Regions from separate parts of the Homo sapiens genome. Here region 2 is linked to region 1. A link is a loop called in an ENCODE intact Hi-C map of the cell type or tissue named here. Cell type or tissue: Calu3. All regions are shown on one strand. Each heading gives the region's core, and the rest is flanking DNA. Links, peaks and the distances in the headings are about the cores only.

Evidence for each region. Hi-C counts contacts between places; a loop is a spot of excess contacts. Peaks named below come from ENCODE experiments on the same cell type or tissue, not always from the same donor. Only the 100,000 strongest peaks of a DNase experiment are listed, where the experiment ranks them.
Region 2: it touches region 1 in a loop (2.1-fold over the local background); 1 of 110 quality-filtered maps calls a loop at or near these places.

The regions. Positions count from the first base shown.
Region 1 is chr1:230,565,945-230,571,590 of GRCh38, reverse strand. All of the region lies in intron 1 of LOC107985357 (a long non-coding RNA gene), which reads left to right. Among named protein-coding and RNA genes, the nearest start is that of LINC01737, 27 kb to the left of the region's middle. In Calu3, for the core only: a CTCF peak has its summit at 3,417; DNase peaks (open chromatin) are centred at 610, 2,710 and 3,420.
Region 2 is chr1:230,515,969-230,521,614 of GRCh38, reverse strand. No RefSeq gene overlaps it. Among named protein-coding and RNA genes, the nearest start is that of LINC01737, 77 kb to the left of the region's middle. RefSeq lists enhancers at 2,515-3,050, 3,585-4,120. In Calu3, for the core only: no CTCF peak of the experiment used is centred there; DNase peaks (open chromatin) are centred at 2,904 and 3,704.

The DNA of each region.
Region 1 (5,646 bases), core at 478-5,477:
TAAGAGAGAGATAGCTAAATAAATTATGGAATACAATACTGCCTAGTTGTTTGAAAAAGTTGTAGATCTCAGGATCTACATCTGCAAAGAAATATGTCTGTTATATTCTTTTTTTAAAAGATAGAATTGGTGTAATTTTAATTGAGAAGAAAAGCTTTGTCTGATATATTCTTTAGTTTAAAAAGCAAGCTGGAGAATATTATGTATGGTAGGATCAACTTTGTAATCCTGTTTTATTTGTGTGTGTGTTTTATACTATTTTGTGCGTTGTTCTCTGTTTACCCCCTACCTCAAGGTCTTTAGTAATTTCTTGCTTCATGAGTTTTACAGGGCAGAAAACAGAAGCTGTTAGAAGTCAATAGGTCTTCCTGTATTGTGTAAAATTCCAGATCACTGAAGAGATTACACTAGGGCGTGCCTTTGAGAGTCAGAGAAGAGAGAGAATGCCTTATGGTAACAAGTAGCAAGGGAAAGCAAGAGATTTCCCTATGACTAAAATGGAGCAGGAGGCAGGGGCTTAGACAAGATAAGAGGGAAAATTCATATTGCTCAAGGAAGTAGCAAACTTCGATGAGGGTGAAACCCGATGTGCCCCAAGAGAACAAGGTACCTATGCTTGTCAAGGCTGCCAATGCCCTGCCTCAAACTTGGCACAGCTTCAGCAAAGCCACCTGACCTGAAGGGACCTTGTGGGCTCACACAGCAGATGAAGACCTCCTTGGCTGGTATATATCCAGGGATCTTTGTGCCATTCTGGGATGGGGGAAGCCCCAGTGATGGGAATGGGGGCTTGGATTCAGATTTAATTAGATTTTTTGTACAAGTAACAGGGGCTAAGACCATGCAATGGGGGAAAGGATAGTCTTTTCAACAGTGGTGCTAGGAAAACTGAATATCTGCATGCAAGAGAAAGAAGTTGGATCCTTACCTTATACCATATATAAAAATAAACTTGATGGATCAAAGATTGAAACGTAAGACAAAAAACTATAAAACTCTTAGAAGAGAACATATGGGAAAACCTTCATGACACTGGATTTGGCAATGTTTTCTTAAGTATGGCCCCAATAGCAGAGGTAACAAAAGAAAATGTAGATAAATTGGACTTCATCAAAACTTAAGACTTTTGTGGCAGACAATTTCACAAGATAATAGCAACAGTGAAAAGGCAACCCATGGATTGGGAAAACATATTTGTAAATCATATATCTAATAAGGGATTGATATCTAGGATGTATAAAGAACTCCTACAACTCAACAACAAAAAAACTAACCCAATTAAGAAATGGGCAAAGGACTTGAATAGACATAACATCTCCACAGAAGATATGAAAACAGCCAAAAGGCACATGAAAAGATGCCTGGCTTCACTAATCACTGGAGAAATGCAAATGAAACCCACAATGAGACACAACATCACAATCATTAGAATGGTTATTATAAAGGTATGAATATTGGTGAGGATATGGAGAGAAATTGGAACTCTTGTGCATTTTTTATGGGAATGTAAAATTGTGCAGCCACTGTGAAAAACAGGATGGCAGTTGCTCAAAAAATTAAACAGAATTGCCATATGATCCAGCAGTTCCACTGAGGCTACACCCAAAAGAACTGAAAGCAGGGACTTGGACAGATATTTGTACACTCATGTTCACAGAGCAGCATCATTCACAAAAGCCTAAAGGTAGAAGCAACCCGTGTGTCCAAAATAAACCATACAATGGAATGTTACTCTGTCTTTAAAAGGAAGGAAATTCTGAAGCATGCTACAACATGGATGAACCTTGAGGACGTAAGTTGAGTGAAATCAACGAGTCACAAAAGGACAAATATTGTATGATTCTACTTATATGAGATTTAGGAGTAGTCAAATTCATAGAGACAGAAAGTGTATTGGTGGTTTCTTTCCAGGAACTGGCAATGGACAGTTATTATTTAACAATTGTTTAACAAAGTTTCGCTTCAGGAAGATGAAGAAGTTATGGAGATGTATGGTGGTGATGATTGCAAGACACTGTGAATGTACAGTCTCCAATTTACAATGGTCTGACTTATGATTTTTCAACTTTGTGATGGTGCAAAAGTGATATTCAGTAGAAATCGTACTTCAAATTTTGAATTTTGATCTTATCCTGGGCTAGTGTGTGCAGCGGTGTACTCTCTCATGATGCTGGACAGCAACAGCAAGCCACAGCTCCAGTCAGGGGCACAATCACGAGGGTAAACAACCGACACTCTGCGGCGCACTGGGTTGCCAGCATTTTTGGGATATGATTTTGCCCAACTATAGGCTAATGTAAGTGTTCTGAACACGTTTAAGGTAGGCGAGGCTAAGCTATGACGTTCAGTATGTTAGGGGTGTGTGTGTGTGTGTTATCTACATATATAGATAGATACACATCTAACATATATATGTATACACACACACACACACATATATATATATATGAGAGAGACAAGGTTTCTCTGTTGCCCAGGCTGGAGTGCAGTGGTGCAATACTAGTTCACTGCAGCCTCAAACTTCTGGGCTCAAGTGATCCTCCTGCCTTAGCCTTCCAAGTAGCTAGGATTACAGGAGCATGCCACCATGCCTGGCTAATTTTTAATTTTTTTGTAGCGATATGGGTCTTGCTATGTTGCCCAGGCTGGTCTGGAACTCCTGGGCTCAAGAGATCCTCCCTCCTTGGCCTCCCAAAGTGCTGGGATTACAGATGTGAGTCAACATGCCTGGCCTAGGTGTGTCAACTGCATTTTTACCTTACAATATTTTCAACTTACCACGGGTTTATCAGGACATAGCTCCATAGTGAGTCAAGGAGCATCTACACTTAACACCACTGAACTGTGTGCTTAAGGTGAAAACGGTACGTTTTAAGTTATGTATTTTTATCACTGCCAAAAAAAAGACACAGGAAAAAAGGGAATATAACATTTCGTGTGACATCTGACTAGGGGGAATAAAGTCTACAGATTTCCTAGAATAAAACGGTAGACAGCAGATTGCTCACAGTTTCTCACTGGGAGAAGAAGAGAAATTGCTTTCAGAGAAGGGCAGAAACCTTTAGTTTCACTCTCATGCCTCTGTTTTGTTTGAATTTTTGACACTGAACATCGATTACTTTTGTGATTTTATTAGAACACAAGACCTCTCCAGTTGTGCATGAGCCCACTTCACCCCATCTCACCACAGCCATGCTACCAGGTCCTGCAGACCCTCGGGCCTCCACACTCAGGCTCCTTGGCCCCTAGACTTGCACCCCAGCTACTGATTCATCTCAGTCCTTCACTGGCGACTCACTCCACTGGAGCGCCCACACAGGCTGACGCAGCACAGCCGCGTGTCTCTGTGGGTCTCTGGCCCTTCTCCCAGCTTCTTCCTGTGCTTGCTCCTGCCACAGGCAGCAGGAGCTGCAGCAGCTGCCACCACCACACCTCTTCAGCCTCTGGTGGCCAGGTCCGGCTCTGCATTACAGAAAGTTGCCTGACTGTAAAAAATTGATACATAATAGATGCACATCTTTTCAGGGTACATATGATAATTCGATACATTCATATAATGTGTAAAGATTAAATTGGGGTAATTGAGATATTCATTGCCTCAAATGTTTCTTTTCTTTATGCTAGGAACGCTTGAATTATTCTCTTCTAGGTATTTTGAAATGTACAATAGATTAATGTTAACTATAGTCACCCTGCTGTCAAACACTAGATCTTATTCCTGCTATTTAGCTGCATTTTTATATCTATTAATCAACTTCTCTTCATCACCCTCTCTCCCCTTCCAGGCCTCTGGTAACCACCAAAGTACTTTCTATCTTTAGGAGATCCACGTTTTTAGCTCCCACATGCAAGTGAGAACATGCAGTATTTGTCTTTCTGTGCTTGGCTTATTTCATTTAATGTGATGGCCTCCAGTTCCATCTATGTTGCTACAAATGCCAGGATTTCATTACTTTATGGCTGAGGAGTATTCCATCGAGTATATGTACCACATATTCTTTATCCAGTTTGTCCCTTGACAGGCACTTAGGTTGATTTCATATTATGGCTATTGTGAACAGTGCTGCAGTAAACATAAGAATGCAGCTATCTCTTTGCTATACTGATTTCCTTTCTTTTGACTGTGTATCCAGTAGAGGAATTGCTGGATCATATTGTGGCAGGCCAGGTCTTGCTAACACAGGCCTCCATAACAACTGTTTCAGTACTGACTGAGTGGTTAAGTTAAATATTAAAAGCTAAAAAAAAGCCAGTGCCCTTATACAAAGGCTGGAATGTTGCAAAAGCCCACCAAGAGTTTTGCCCAGGCCTTTCCTGAACCTTAAAGCATGATTAAACAAGTTTTATTAGGGGTCTGAAGAAACTCCCCAGCCCTCCACAAACAAGTTTATTGGGGGTCTGAAGAAACTCCCCAAACCTCCATGATTTAGCAGGAGACAAGGGAAGAGTAATCACCCCAGCACCTGGACCCATTTAGATTAAGGAAGTTTACTGAGGCTCCAGAGGAAGGTCTTCAAGACTCAGACCTTAGTTACAGATTAAAAGAAGTTAATCACTTATGTCTTGAGATGAATGCACACTTACACGTAGACATACAGCTTAGAAGGTATATTAGCTCTGGAAACCTTTGTAATTTTGAGTTGGTCTGGCGACAATTTCCAGGCCTTCTCCCTGTAACCAGTTACAGAAATAAAAACTCTCTTCCTCCCCAGTTCATCTACATCTCGTTACTGGGCCATGAGAAATAGCAGCCTGATCCTCTGTTTGGTCTGGGAACAAAATGGTAGTTCTATTTTTAGTTTGTGCAGAACTTCCTTACCATTCTCCATAGTGGCTGTACTAATTTACATTCCCACCAACAGTGTGTGAGGGTTCCCCTTTCTCTGCATCCTCACCAGCATGTTATTGCCTGTCTCTTGGATAAAGGCCATTTTAACTGGAGTAAGAGGATATCTCATTGAGGTTTTAATTTACATTTCTCTGATGATCAGTGCTGGTAGGCATTTTTCATATACCTGTTGGCCATTTGTAGGTCTTCTTTTGGGAAATGTCCATTCAGATCTTTAGCCCATTTTAAAATCATATATAGATATAGATATCTAGATATATATATAGATATAGATATCTAGATATATATATAGATATAGATATCTAGATATATATATAGATATAGATATCTAGATATCTATAGATATATATATATATAGCTATTAAGTTGTTCTAGCTCCTTATATATTCTGGTTTTTAATTCCTGTCATATGAATAGTTTGCAAATATTTTCTCCCATTCTGTGGGTTGTCACTTCACTTTGTTGATTGTTTCTTTTGCTGTGCAGAAGCTTTTTAGCTTGATGTAATCCCATTTGTCTATTTTTGTTTTACTTGTCTGTGCCTTTGAGGTTTTACACAAAAAAACCTTTACCCATACCAATGCCTGGAACGTTTCTCCAATGTTTTCTTTTAGTAATTTCCTACTTTATGGTCTTAGATTAAAGTCTTTATGACATTTTGATTTGATTTTTGTGTATGGTAAGAGATAGGGGGTCTAGTTTCATTCTTCTGCATAGGGTTGTCTGCCTGACATCTTTTGACAACCTCTTTCCCTGGGTCTGGTCAAGTTGGTTAATAGCACATTTCTCCTGCTTGG
Region 2 (5,646 bases), core at 427-5,426, 50 kb after region 1:
CACGATGGCAAAGACTTGGAACCAACCCAAATGCCCATCAGTGATAGACTGGATAAAGAAAATGTAGCACATATACACCAAGGAATTCTATGCAGCCATAAAAAAGGATGAGTTCATGTCCTTTGCAGGGATATGGATGAAGCTGGAGACCGTCATTCTCAGCAAACTAACACAGGAACAGAAAACCAAACACCGCCTGTTGTCACTCATAAGTGGGAGTTGAACAATGAGAACATATGGAAAATGGTGGGGGGGCATCATATACTGGGGCCTGTCGGGGGGTGGGGGGCTGGGGAGGGATAGCATTGGGAGAAATACCTAATGTAGATGATGGGTTGATGTGTGCAGCAAACCACCATGGCATGTGTATACCTATGTAACAAACTTGCATGTTCTGCACATGTACCCCAGAACTTAAAGTATAAAAAACAAAGATCCAATGAGACATTTTCCATCTATTCTATCTGAAGCCTGCTACCTGGAGGCTTCATCTACATAACAAGAACCTTGGCTTCCACAACCTCCCTTAGTGTAACTTAAGCATTTCTTTATGCTAACTTCAACTCTTCAGACAAAGCTTAACTCTTTCAATTAATTAGCAATCAGAAAATCTTTATATCCTCCCTATGATCTGGAAGCCCCTGCTTTGAGATGTCCCACCTTTCTTGGCTGAAGTATACCTTACATGTACATAATATATTGTGTATTTGCCTGTAACTTCTGTCTCCCTAAAATGTATAAAACCAAACTGTAATTCAACCATCTTGGGCACATATTCTCAGGATCTCCTGAGGCTGTGTCATGGGCCATGGTCTTCATATTTGGCTCAGAATAAGCCTTTTCAAATATTTTACAAAGTTTGGCTTTTTTCATCAACGCATCTGTGTGCAGGTTTTTGTGGGGCATAAGTTTTCCACTCATTTAGGTAAACACCAAGGAGCTAACTGCTGGATCCTATTGTAAGAACACACTGAATTTTGTGGAGTTCCCATTGCTCCACATCCTGTAATCACCCAACGAGTTCTTCCTGTCTTCTGCACAGACAAAATCAATTCACTGAGACCATACTCTTGCAGTAAAGAGTTTAATTGACACGAGGCTGGCCACACAACGCAAGAGACGGAGTTATTGTTCAAATCAATCACCTCAAAAATTTGGAGGCTGAGGTTTTTCAAAGATAGTTTGATGGGCAGGGAAGTAGGGTATGGGTGCTGCTGAATCGTTGGGGATACAATCATAGGGTTGTGAAAAATGGTCCTTAAGTATTGAGTTCACTTTTGGGTGAGGCCCACAGAGGAGTCACTGGTCTCGGTGGGGCCATCCAGTCATCAGAAATGCAAATGTCTGCAAAGACATCTCAAAAGGCCAATCCTAGGTTCTACAATAGTGATGTTATGTACAGGGGTAATTGGGGAAGTTGCAAATCTTCTGACCTCTGGAATAATAGCTAGTAATTTTTAACCTATGCCTACGTCTTAGTAGAATTCAGGCCCCTCTCATCCTCCTAACCTAGTGGTCTTTCATTAGTTTTACAAGGGCAGTTTAGTTTTGGGGAAGGGCTATTATCATTTAAACTATAAACAAAATTTGTCCCAAGGTTAGTTTGGCCCACACTCAGCAAAGAGCAAGGATAGCTTGAAGGTTAGAAGCAAGATGGAGTCAATTATGTTAGATTTCTCTCACTGTCATAATTTTGCAAGGGCAGTTTCAGTCCTCACCAGCATTTGGTATTGTCAGCGTTTTGGACTGGGCACCAATTCAAAACATGTAACTGCTTTTAGAAAGTCTTCCCATTTCTTGAACTCTTACAGAAGAAACGCATACAGACATGTCAAAAATTGTCTTGTGTATTCGATGTGGAGGTGTCACAGGGCAAACCCCAAAATTGGGGTTCAGCCTGAGAGGCTATCTTGGTTCTTGGCTTCACACAGGAATTCAAGAGTGAGCCAACAGAGTAAAGTAAAAAAAAGTTGATTAAGAAGGTAAAGGAATACAAGTGTGGTCACCCCATAGGCAGAGCAGCCTCGCAGGCCACTGGTTGGCTATTTTTATGGTTATTTCTTGATCATATGCTAAACAAGAGGTACATTATTCATGAGTTTTCCAGGACAAGGGTGGGAAATTCCTCAGAACTGAGGGGTCCTCCCATTTTCAGACCATATAGGGTAACTTCCTATGTTGCCATGCCATTTGTTAACTGTCATGAGCTGAGCAGGTGGAACTTTTACTATGCTAATGTATTATAATTAGCATGTAATGAGCAGTGAGGATGACCAGAGGTTGCTTTCATTGCCATCTTGGATTCGGCAGTTTTGGCAGCTTTTTTTTTTTTTTTTTTTGAGATGGAGTCTCACTCTCTTGCCAGGCTGGAGTGCAGTGGCGCAATCTCAGCTCACTGCAACCTCCGCCTCCCGGGTTCAAGTGATTCTCCTCCCTCAGCCTCCCCAGTAGCTGCGACTACGGGCACCCGCCACCGTGCCCGGCTAATTTTTGTATTTTTAGTAGAGACAGGGTTTCACCATTTTGGCCAGGATGGTCTCAATCTCTTGACCTCATGATCTGCCCGCCTCGGTCTCCCAAAGTGCTGGGATTACAGGCGTGAGCCACCGTACCCGGCCTTGGCAGCTTCTTTACAGCATCATGTTTTATCCACGGGGTCTTTGTGACCTATATCTTGTGAAACCAGACGCTGAACTCCTATCTCAGAGGTATAGGTTATCCTGAGGTTGTAGGAGTACAGAGGAGAGTAACACACTTTGTAAGGATTAACTTGGATGTAGAAATTCCTAACTTCACAGGAATTTTGACCTAACCTAAAGCCAGCTCTCTTGTAGAAAACAAAGGCAGTGATTACGCATTCTTAAAACTCAAGTGGCTGAGCCCGGGGTGGGGCTTTTCTTCATACAGAAGCCACTGCTACTTATTAACACAACGTGCTGATAGAGGGACCTCGGGGGCACCTGTCAGCTGAGGGCCTGAACTCTTACACAAAACCTCCCACAGAGCCACAAATTCACTCAAACACCTGAGGTTGTTTGTCACAATACATATTAGAACTAAACCATCAAAAGGAGGAAGGATACGCCTTTCCCCTTGCTTCTGGCTACTCTTTCCTTACTGATCCAAGATGTCAACCACATCTAGTGTGAGTCTCCTGCTTACCCTTTTCACTGGCTGTTCTTAAAGGGACCTGAAATTAGGATAAAGATTCTATTAGTTGAAGCCAGGTGCAGTGGCTTGTACCTACAGCCCCAGCTCCATGGGAGGCTTCAGTAGGAGGATCTCTTGAGCCCAAATGTTTGAGGCCAGCATGGGCGAAAAAAGAAAAGAGAAAAGATTCTATTCATTGATTCAATTTGTCAAAAGAGTTTTGATGGTGAGGAAGATGAATCTGTTTTGTTTCCGTTTTTTGAATTGAGTCGTATTGCATGAAGCATCTTTTGTTTCTCTCAAGCCTGTTTGGCAATTGCCCCACCCCCATCTGCTCTGCGCTGCCAGGGAGAAGTGTTTTTCCTGCCATTTCAGGATGGTTCTCTTTCCCCTCCAGATGCCCCCAGGGAGCCTGCCAGGCCTGCATCTGTTCAGAGCTGCCACTCAATTTGGCACAGCTCAGCCAGCTTAGTCCAGGCAGCTGGCAGTCAGCTGAGAGAGGAGGGGGTGAGGTGCAGGTTGGAGGAGGCCTCCAAACCAAGGTGGGAGAGGAGGGCCTGGGAATGTCAGTTGTGAGCACCTGTTCCTGCCTGAGTCACCAATTACACACAGCACTTACATTCCGCAGGTGTGCCAAGCTCCTGCTCCCTGCAAAGCACATTTTAGGTCTGGTAAGAAAAGATGAAACACATGCATGCACACACACTGTATCAATGTGCCAAGGCGACCATCACAAAGTCCGGCCCGCTGGGTGGCTTAAATCACAAGAATTGACTCTCACGTTCTGGAGGCTGGAAGTCTGAGGTCCGGGTGTCGGCAGGATCGGCTTCCTCTGAGTCCTCTGTGCTTGTCTGGTAGATGGTCAGCTTCTCCCTGCATCCTCACACTGTCTTCCCTCTGTGTGTGTCTGTGTCCACAGTTCATCTTATAAGAATACCAGTCATGTTGGATGAGGGCCTATCCTAATGACCTCATTTTAATTTAATTACCACTTGAAGGACCTTATCTGTGAATACAGTCACATTCTCCGGTACTAGGAGTTAGGACTTCAACATATTAATTTTGTTCAGCCCATCACACACACACACATGCTCACACACATACACATTCACTTACACACACACACACACACAACACACACACACCTTCTTTCCTCCGGGATTTTGATATTGCTGACCCCATGGGGAAAAAAGCAATTTCCAACCTCTAGCTTCTCCACAGCATTACTTTAGATTATAGCCAGGGGGTTGCAAAATTGCTCCTGACCTCAGTTAAACTCAGGACCTGGCTCTGGTTCTTGAGGGGCTATTTTTATGTTTTCTGCCGTTGTGATTCTAAGGTCCCGAAGAACAGGGCTGTGAGCTGTGCCGCCTGGGTCTGGTGCAGTATCTCTCACAGAGAGGCCCGGGCTGCCTGCCTCAGGATTGCAATGGATGCGTGTCAAAAATGTATTCTTGTGAATGTTCCCAATATAAAGAGAAGTGTTTGCGGTAATGAATATCCCAATTGCCCTGATTTGATCATTACACATTGTATGCAGGTATCCAAAAAGTCACATGTACCCCCAAAATATGTACAACTATTATGTATTGATAAAAGAAACTTCCATCACCTAGAGATAACCAGTATTAACACTTTGAAAGAAAAAAAATGCATTCTTTTGACAGCATTAAAAGTGAGTGAAATGCTACCATACTTAACAATGTGGTGAATCCACCAGCATAACATTGAGCAAAAGAAGCCATCACAAATTATACGTTTGGTGCGATCCCACTTTTAGTTGATATTTCAAAACAAGGCACAATTAATCTGTAATGCTGGAAGGGTATGGACATGACTGGGAGGAGGGTAATTGTCTATTTGGATGGTGGTTACATGAATATTTCTCAAACCATATACTTTGACTTCTGCAATTTTCTGTGAGCATGTTATTCTGAACTTTAAAAGTGTATATAGGAAAATGTCCCCAGCATTTTCCCTTAGGTTTTCCAAGCCACCATTTCTCTGACTTTGAATTCTACTATTATGAAGCCATGGGGCAATTCTCTTTCCCTTTAGTAAATTGAGATCTCCTGAAATTTTCTGAAAGAATTTTACCAAGGACTACGGCATGCCAAACAAATACCAAAAAAGAACATTTTAAAAGGAAAAAAAAAATGGCTTATTTAGAACACTGGCTTTTAACACACTTTGAAAGTCTTCTGCCCCTTTCATTTAACCAGCTATGAGAGGGAAGGAAGGGGGAAGGCAGAAGGGAATTGTTCTGTAAACGGGAAGATTCCTCTGTCCTCATACACATTTCCCATCTTAAAGTAGGGCTCTTCAAACAAAGCACACTTGCATGCATACCTCGTCGAATATGTGCTGGATTGCAGGGACTGATTCACTTCAGAGGAGCACTCCTCTTTCTTGTTCGTCTCTGAAATTCCTGGTTTTCTTTAAGCTTAGTGAGATCCTGCATTTTGCAGGCCCCTTGTGGAGCACAGGGCTAAGGGT